2 separate regions of the Homo sapiens genome follow, and region 2 is linked to region 1. The links are chromatin loops, found by intact Hi-C in ENCODE. Cell type or tissue: breast epithelium. All regions are shown on one strand.

The links. A loop is a pair of places that touch in the nucleus more often than their neighbours do. Peaks named below come from ENCODE experiments on the same cell type or tissue, not always from the same donor. Only the 100,000 strongest peaks of a DNase experiment are listed, where the experiment ranks them.
Region 2: a loop joins it to region 1, with 3 times the contacts of the local background. A loop is called at or near these places in 1 of 110 quality-filtered maps.

Annotation. Positions count from the first base shown.
Region 1 is chr16:13,997,287-14,001,286 of GRCh38, forward strand. It overlaps a transcript of MRTFB not described here. Among named protein-coding and RNA genes, the nearest start is that of LINC02185, 17 kb to the right of the region's middle. In breast epithelium, no CTCF peak of the experiment used is centred here; a DNase peak (open chromatin) is centred at 2,042; H3K27ac peaks cover 486 bases.
Region 2 is chr16:14,201,145-14,205,144 of GRCh38, forward strand. All of the region lies in intron 3 of MRTFB (myocardin related transcription factor B), which reads left to right. It also overlaps the pseudogene TVP23CP2 and the pseudogene LOC124903783. Among named protein-coding and RNA genes, the nearest start is that of TRT-CGT2-1, 83 kb to the right of the region's middle. In breast epithelium, a CTCF peak has its summit at 1,689; no DNase peak of the experiment used is centred here; H3K4me3 peaks cover 561 bases; H3K27ac peaks cover 1,332 bases.

The sequences.
Region 1 (4,000 bases):
ATGTGAGGGCAACTTTGAGCCAATCCCTTCAGCAGAGAGCTTTAGTTTATTGGGCAACTTTGAGCCAATCCCTTCAGCAGAGAGCTTTAGTTTATTTGAAAAAATACTATTGTATTTTGTCTCTTTTATGCCCAGTGTTTTGTAGGCACCAAGTAAAAGCCAAGAAAAATGTAAGAAATTGCCCTGCCCTGAAAAAGTTTACAAGGACATTCAGAAAAGAATTTTCAGCTAGGCGTGGCGGCTCATGCCTTTAATCTTAACACTTTGGGAGGCTGAAGCAAGAGGATTACTTGAGCCCAGGGGTTCAAACCAGCCTGGGTAACACAGTGAGACTCTATCTGTACCAAAAAAAAAAAAATAGCTGGGTATGGTGGCATGTGCCTATAGTCCCAGCTACTTGGAAGGCTGAGATAGGGGGATAGCTTGAGCCCAGGAGGCGGAGGTTGCAGTGAGTCATGTTTGCACCACTGCGCTCCAGCCTGTGTGACAGAGCAAGACCCTATCTCAAAAAAAAAAAAAAAAAAAAGAATTTTCATTCATTTATTCAACAAACATTTGAGTACCTACGTTGTGCTAGACACAGAACCAGGAACCAGGTGAGTAAGACAAGCATGATGCTTGCCTCATGGAGCTTACCGTCTAGAGAAAGGAGGGAGATACTCAAACCATCAACAAACACAATAATTTCAAGTGGTTTTACATGCTAGACTTGTCAGAGACCTCTCAGAGAGCGTGACATTTGAGTAGCAGCTGTGCAAAGATTTAAAGGAAGAGCATTCTAGACACAGGGAAACAGGAAGTAGAAGCCTCTGAGGCGTGCAGCAGGTTGGCTTAATAAATAACAAGAAATGAGTGTGGCTACAACTCAGCAAGGGGGTGAGTCGTAGGCAGGCCAGGTGTAGAGTGCGAATTTTATTTTGAATGCAGAGGAAGCCTTTGGCAGGTGAAAACATGACACTTCAACCTGAACTTATTGATCTACCTCGGGGTAGATCTGTGGCCTCAGTGAAATTTTGGGAGTAACAGACCTGGGATTCTTAGAACTTAGAGCCCCAGGTAAACCTACAGATGGAAAGAAAAGAAATTGGCCAGGCACAGTGGCTCATGCCTATAATCCCAACACTTTGGGAGGCAGGAGAATCTCTTGAGGTCAAGAGTTCAAGACCAGCATGGGCAACATAGCAAGACCCTCTACAAAAATTTTTAAAAATTAGCTGGGCATGAAGTTGCACACCTGTAGTTCCAGCTACTCAGGAGGCCGAGGCAGAAGGATCACTTGAACCCAGGAGTTTGAGGCTGCAGTGAGCTATGATCACACCATTGCATTCCAGCCTGGGCCACAGAATAAGACCCTGTCTCGAAGAAGAAGGGGAAAGAGAAGGTGAAGGAGGAAGAGGAAGAAGAGGAAGAGGGAAGAAGGAAGACAGAAGACAGGAGAAGAAGGAGGAGGAGGAACAAGGAGAAGGAAGAAAAATGATAATAAATTAATATTGGCCTGTTTCTTAAGCCTGGGAGGTTGAGGCTGCAGTGAGCCATGTTCATGCCACTGCACTCCAGCCTGAGTGACAGAGTGAGACTCTGTTTCAAAAAAAAAAAAAAAAAAAAAAAAAAAAAAAAAAAAAAAGGCCGGTCATGGGGGCTCACACCTATAGTCCTAGCACTTTGGGAGGCTGAGGCAGGCAGATTGCCTGAGCTCAGTTCAAGACCACCTTGGGCAACATGGTGAAACCCTGTCTCTACTAAAATACAAAAAATTAGCCAGGCGTGGTAGCATGTGCCTGTAGTCCCAGCTACTCGGGAGGTTGAGGCACGAGAATCACTTGAACACAGGAGGTGGAGGTTGCAGTGAGCTGAGATCTCGTCACTGTACTCTAGCCTGGGAGATAAGAGTAAGACTCTGTCTCCAAAAAAAAAAAAAAAAGAACAGTCACTTCTAACCTCAGAGGCTTTCCTGGGTAGGAGAGGATGAAACTGCAAAATGAATAAACCATATAACAGGTCGCTGCTTGTGGCTCAGCATATTTCTTTCCTTTTGGGGACAATGCCCTTCAGGAAGCCACTGCTTTCCTGTTCTTGGGAATAGGATTTGGCTCAAGCTAGTCAGAAATATTTTTCACTTCCTATCTCCACACCAAAGTGACTGGCTCTGGGATGGGCACAGAACCCAGTCAGAGCCAGTGAAACTCAAGAAGACATCGTCTAGAGCCTTCTGGCAAAAAAAAAAAAAAGAAAGAAAGAAAAAAAAAAGCTTTCTCTCTTTTGCATGGGAGCCATCAGTATAAAGATGCAAAGTTTAGAACCACTGCAGGCATTTGTGACCATGGGGAAGATTCTGGAACTGTTAGGGGCTGTGGGGGAGCATCGCATGGTGCCTGAGGATGAAGCCAACACCACAGAAGGTAGAGCGAGAGATGGAGAACGCTGTGTCCTTGTGAAGCCATTGAGCCCCAGGATCGAGCCTCGCCTGAAGCCAGGCCTATTGCTGGAGGTTTTAGTGGCCTCCACCAGTTAAATGCTCTTTATTATATAAGCCAATGTAAGTGGGGTTTCCTTGCTGCATAAAGAGCCTATATGATAGAAACATTGCAATAGGCACCCAACAACACTGAGGGCCTCCTCTGCACCTTCAGTTTCTAGGAGGAAGTAAGCCTGTTCCAGGACCCAAATAAATGGTCTCGCCTCCCCCTTCTCTATTTCAGTGTTTCCATGCCTCCTGTCACCATAGCACTGTGACTCTCATGGAAAGGCAGAGGAAGCAGAGGAGGAGAGGGTGCCTGTTTCCAGGCTGCGTTGCCACATTGGGGTGGGGGCTGGAGAGACAGAGAGAGAGAGAGGCGGCTCTAAGCCTGACATTTCAGGATAGAGATAACAGGGTAAAAATAAACTCCCAAGCGCCTGTAGCAGCACTCGCTTCTCTGGCTTCACAGTTATCTCTCTCTGCTTCGGGGACAGAAGGGTTCCTTTCGGGTCACCCCTTGGACTGCCCCTTCCCAGCCCCCGGCGGGGGAGGAGGACGCATAGGTCATTGATTTACATCTATCTGTCTACACCTGCTCTTTCACCGCTGGCAAGTCAAGGGATTGATCCCCTCCATCCCGTAGCCCCTCTTTTTATCCTGCAAATCACCTTTCACATCTGATGCTCCAGGAGCTCAGTGAGGTGAGTGAGTCAAGGGCCGGGGTCTCCCCATTTCCCAGTTGGGAAAAGCAGTGGGGCTTGGAAAGATGAAATGATTTTCCCCAAATCACACAGCTTTTTAGTGCTAATGTGTTCTGATCTAAAGCCAGGGCCTTTTCTGCCTTTCCATCTTCAATCAGGAGTAAAAGCAGTTTGATTCCCTCTCTGCAGGGCTTGTGGACAGCCATCCAGGCTGGGTACACACAGCTCCTGGGGGTGGCGTTCACATCACCTGGGACACAAGTATCATTGTGTGTCTCCTGACAACCACACCTCTCTGTCCCCTTTGTCCCCCTTCCCATCACACAGTGTCTGAGTTTTGTATTTGCCAGTGAGCCACCTACTTGCTTACTACAGAAGGGTGGCTGGGACGACACAGTGTCAAGGAACCCAACCCAGCTCTGCCACTGAGGTCCACAGAAGGTCTCTGAGCCTCAGTTTTCTAATCTTTAAAATGGTGATCAAAATAAACCAACGTAGGATTAAATAAACCATTGCATGCCAGGCCCTTGGCCTGTGCCTGATACATGATCATCTAAATGTTGGAGCTTCCTGTGACAATGACAGCTTTTCCTATGCTGGTGTATGGGTATAGCGACTACGTCCCTCACCCATGTCCGCAGTACCTGCCCTTTGAGTTCTTTCTCTCTCAGTGGCCAAGGATTTGCAATGAGCCATTTCATCAGTTAAGACGCTTGTGGTTGCAAGCAACCGAAACACTGATCCTCACTGGATTACATGAAAGGGGAATTTATTGGCTTGGTGGGTAGCTCCAAAGGCGGCCAAGGGTAGAGCCTAGCTTCGGGCACAGCTGGATCCAGGA
Region 2 (4,000 bases), 200 kb after region 1:
TTCCAGCAGTTGGGGCGAGAAAGTATATGTTGGCACTAGAAACATTGTCAAGATTTATTCTGTGGTGTAGGTATGCACATTCCATAGGTATGCACACGGCCATGTAATATCAGTATATCCCAAGTTAACGAAAGTGTTCATTTACATAGGCAATGGAGACCTTTGCATTGTGATCCATAGAACATAGGAGGATGTTCTTAGTGTGTCTCAAAGCTCTATATGTTTACATATTATTTCTGTAGATTGTTTTCAGGAGAAAGTTTTGCTTCCATGGTAAGAGTGAGCACTTTGGCTTCTGTGTAAGTTAGAAATAATTGTTAGTTTTTAATATGTACTTCCTGGGGAAATTTCTTAGATGTTTGCAAGCAAGTGAAAACAGTTAGGGCCAGTGGTACTAACTACTTTATAAAATTTTATTTTTATTTGTAAGAAGTCATCTACTTAAGGCCCAGTTAATATAAGTGGAATCATCGTAGTTTAAGGAATACCCAGAGATTGCTGCTGTTCTATTTATTTTACAGAAAGGATAGCTAGATTGAAAGCTCTTCAGTGGACCTTGAGCTAATAGAGCTTTTACCACTAAAAGAGCATTATTCTCATGTCATAATGAGAATAATCATTTACATACTTGGCATAATAAATGCCTAAAAGACATTTTATTTTCTGAATCTATCGTTTTCTTGCTATAATGGGGATATTGTAAATTATGCATTTGTATTAATGGTATTTCTTAAAGCAATCTATGTAACTGTAAACTAAACCAATCTACAAACTATTGTAGGCATCTGTAAATTCTGTCGTAGGTATTATAAACCTTGTTGAAGTCTTAATCAGCAGATTATGTTGTGAATGTATTTGTACATTGTTAAAATAGTTTTTAAGATTATTTGTTTAATTGAATAAGTGTCTTATTAGAGTGATAGCTTTGAAGGTGCAAAACTTTATATTTGTATAAAATTCTACTGTTTACAAGGCAAAAAAAAAAAAAAGAGCTAGATTCCTTGATATTCTTTAAGCAAATTACCAAACTATATAAATACTATTATCTGACACATATACTTCCTTTGCATATGTTATATATAACATTGGTGGACAATTCACAAGACATCTTCTCCGAGCCATAGAAATCTAACAGTGGTTACCTCTGGGGAGAATGACTGAAGGTCTGAAGTAGAATGGATTAACTTTCACTTTTCTTTTTAAAATCTCTTTTTATGTGCATGTATACTTTATTTTAACAAATAAAAGAAAAATGTATTATAAAACAGGGATTCTTAAATCAAGATACTAACAGTACACATAGTGTTCTGTTTGAGTCCCGGGCTCAGAAGGAGACCCTTCGTGATTTGACTTTCTCCCCTTTGACTGCAAAATAAACTATTCACAGCAGAGAACTATAAATTTGTGAATCTTTGTGGAACTAAAATTTTTAAAGCCTTATGGTTTTATATTTGGAGAAAAAAAGTGTTATTTTCACCAAGTGTCTAATGTAATAGTAGTGGTAATAATTAGTAATAGCCACCACCATTTTAAACATTTATTTTTAAGAGAAAGGAAAAGTAGTTCATCAGTCTTTTGCCCTTTCAGTACAATTGTTTTCAAGTCCTTACCTGATTAAACAAGTGCAATTCTACATTTGGCCACCACACTGCTATCTGATCAAACACTGAAACAAGTATTGAATGGAATCCAATTAATCCCTCCTGTATCCAAGCTCAAAAGATAATATGAGGAAGCTGGCTTTTCTAAACTGTCTTGTTTTTACAGGATCAGGCCTTCACTTAATACTATTTAAACAATGCATAATAAATGTTTGCCAAAGTCCAACCACTTCATTCTCTTAACTACCCTGACATCTGTTTGAAAAATAAACAACTGAAACTAGGATCTGTTTATTACCTAGTACTGACTTCAGAGTCAATACATAGTCAATTCTAGAGTATTCTTTAGTTTTCCATCTTCAGAGATGGTTCATCTAATCCTCACTTGACTGCTCAGGCTTTTTTTTTTCACTCCTCATGATCCTAAAGTTTATTCTGTCCATTGTCCTGTAATTAAGTAATATACATTGGAGCTTCTCTCTAACTCACAGATAGCTGTTCATCACCTCTCCCCTCTCCCCTTTCCCACCCTCCTTCATACCCATAACTGAAATCCAGCTGTTCGTAAAGAATTTCCAAGACCATGGCTGCCTGCCATTATGCTCCCCAGAAAGTGTCATTTTTGCATTGTTTTGGTAACATACAGTCCTCTATGTCCCACTGAAAACTCAGGGCCAGAGCCATGCTTTGCCTCGGCTTGCTCAACTCAAACTAAACTGCTCTTTGTTATTAATATGCTGCATACAATGTGTTGTTTCCTTTAGGGGGAAAAGGCACTTTAATTACATCATATTAAGACAACATTTCACACTTTGGGAGGCCAACGCGGATGGAACACTTGAGGCCAGGAGTTGGAGACCAGCCTGGTCAACATAGGAAAACCCCGTCTCTATTAAAAATACAACAGATTAGCCGGGCATGGTGGTACACAACTTGTAATCCCAGCTACTCAGGAAGCTGAGGCACAAGAATCACTTGAACCCAGGAGACAGAGGTTGCAGGGAGCTGAGATCAGACCACTGCACTCCAGCCTGGGCGACAGAGGAAGACTCTGTCTCGAAAAAAAAAAAAAAAAAAAAAAAAATTTCAACATTCTACTTACGGAAACAAAAGAGGAAAGACATATCTTGGTTCAAAAAGCATGTGAAATTTTTGAATTAGGGTTATAAGTATCACATGAAAGAAGTTATTGTATTTTAAAGGTTTTGTTTTGTGTGTTTATTTGTTTGTTTGAGACAGAGTTCTTGCTCTATTGCCCAGGCTTGAGTGCCGTGGTACAATCATAGCTCACTGTATAGCCTCGAACTCCTGGGCTCAAGTGATCCTCCTACCTCAGAGCCTCCCAAGTAGCTGGGACTACAGGTGTGTGCTACCATGCCAGCTAATTTTTTTTATTTTTTATTTTTCTTTGGTAGAGACAGGGTCTCACTATGTTGCCCAGGCTGTTCTCAAACTCCTGGTCTCAAGCCATCCTCCCTCTTCAGCCTCCCCAAACACTGGGATTACAGGCATGAAGCACCGAGTTTGGCCTTACAGTTTTTTTATATTGGAAACGAATCTTAAAATTTTGTTCTAAAAGCACTCTAAACCATTTAAGAAGCAGGGGAAAGGAACTAAAAGAAGATACTTTTTTTTATGGAAAACCCGCTAGACAAATTCTAAAAGAGCTGTAACACTTAAGATACTTTATATCTAAACTACCATATTGCTGGGAATGACATTTTCAGTTTATCATTGGATAAGCTACCTTTCATTTTTTTGGAATTGGGATTAAAATCAAATTTTTACTTTTCTTGCATAAAAGTAGAGCAAATTCAAAACACCTCTATTGACATAATATTGTTTTTATCTGTTGTGATAAGGAATAAGGATTAAGTAAAAATTTCAAAATTATACACCCTTTTCTCCTTATTGAAATGTAATAGAAAACTGTAAATGTTAGCCCTAAGAGATGAAAGATCATAATTCAATAAATTTTTTTCTTTAAATGAAATAGCCATCTGTATCCATGTTCACATATGTCTGCTACAATTGCAAAAGACAATGGTTAATACGTGAGGAAATTAGTCTCATTACTTTATGATCATGCTTTATATATATTACATTGGAATAGTCTTCCTTTTAAGAATTCAAATTAAGGGAATAACTGAAATGAAGAATTAACTTTATACACAAAAATTGCACCACAGCATTATTTATAGTTAAAAAATTGGAAACAACCTAAGTGATAAACAGGGACTATTTAGTAAACTATGCCATATCCACCTAACAGAGTATTTTATGTAGCCACTAAAATAATAAGAATATTTATCATTGTAGTTACAGAGTGATCGGAGTATGTAGAAGCAGAGAATCAAAATCTATGCTTAAAGACAGAGGAAATACATGGTAACTCTAGT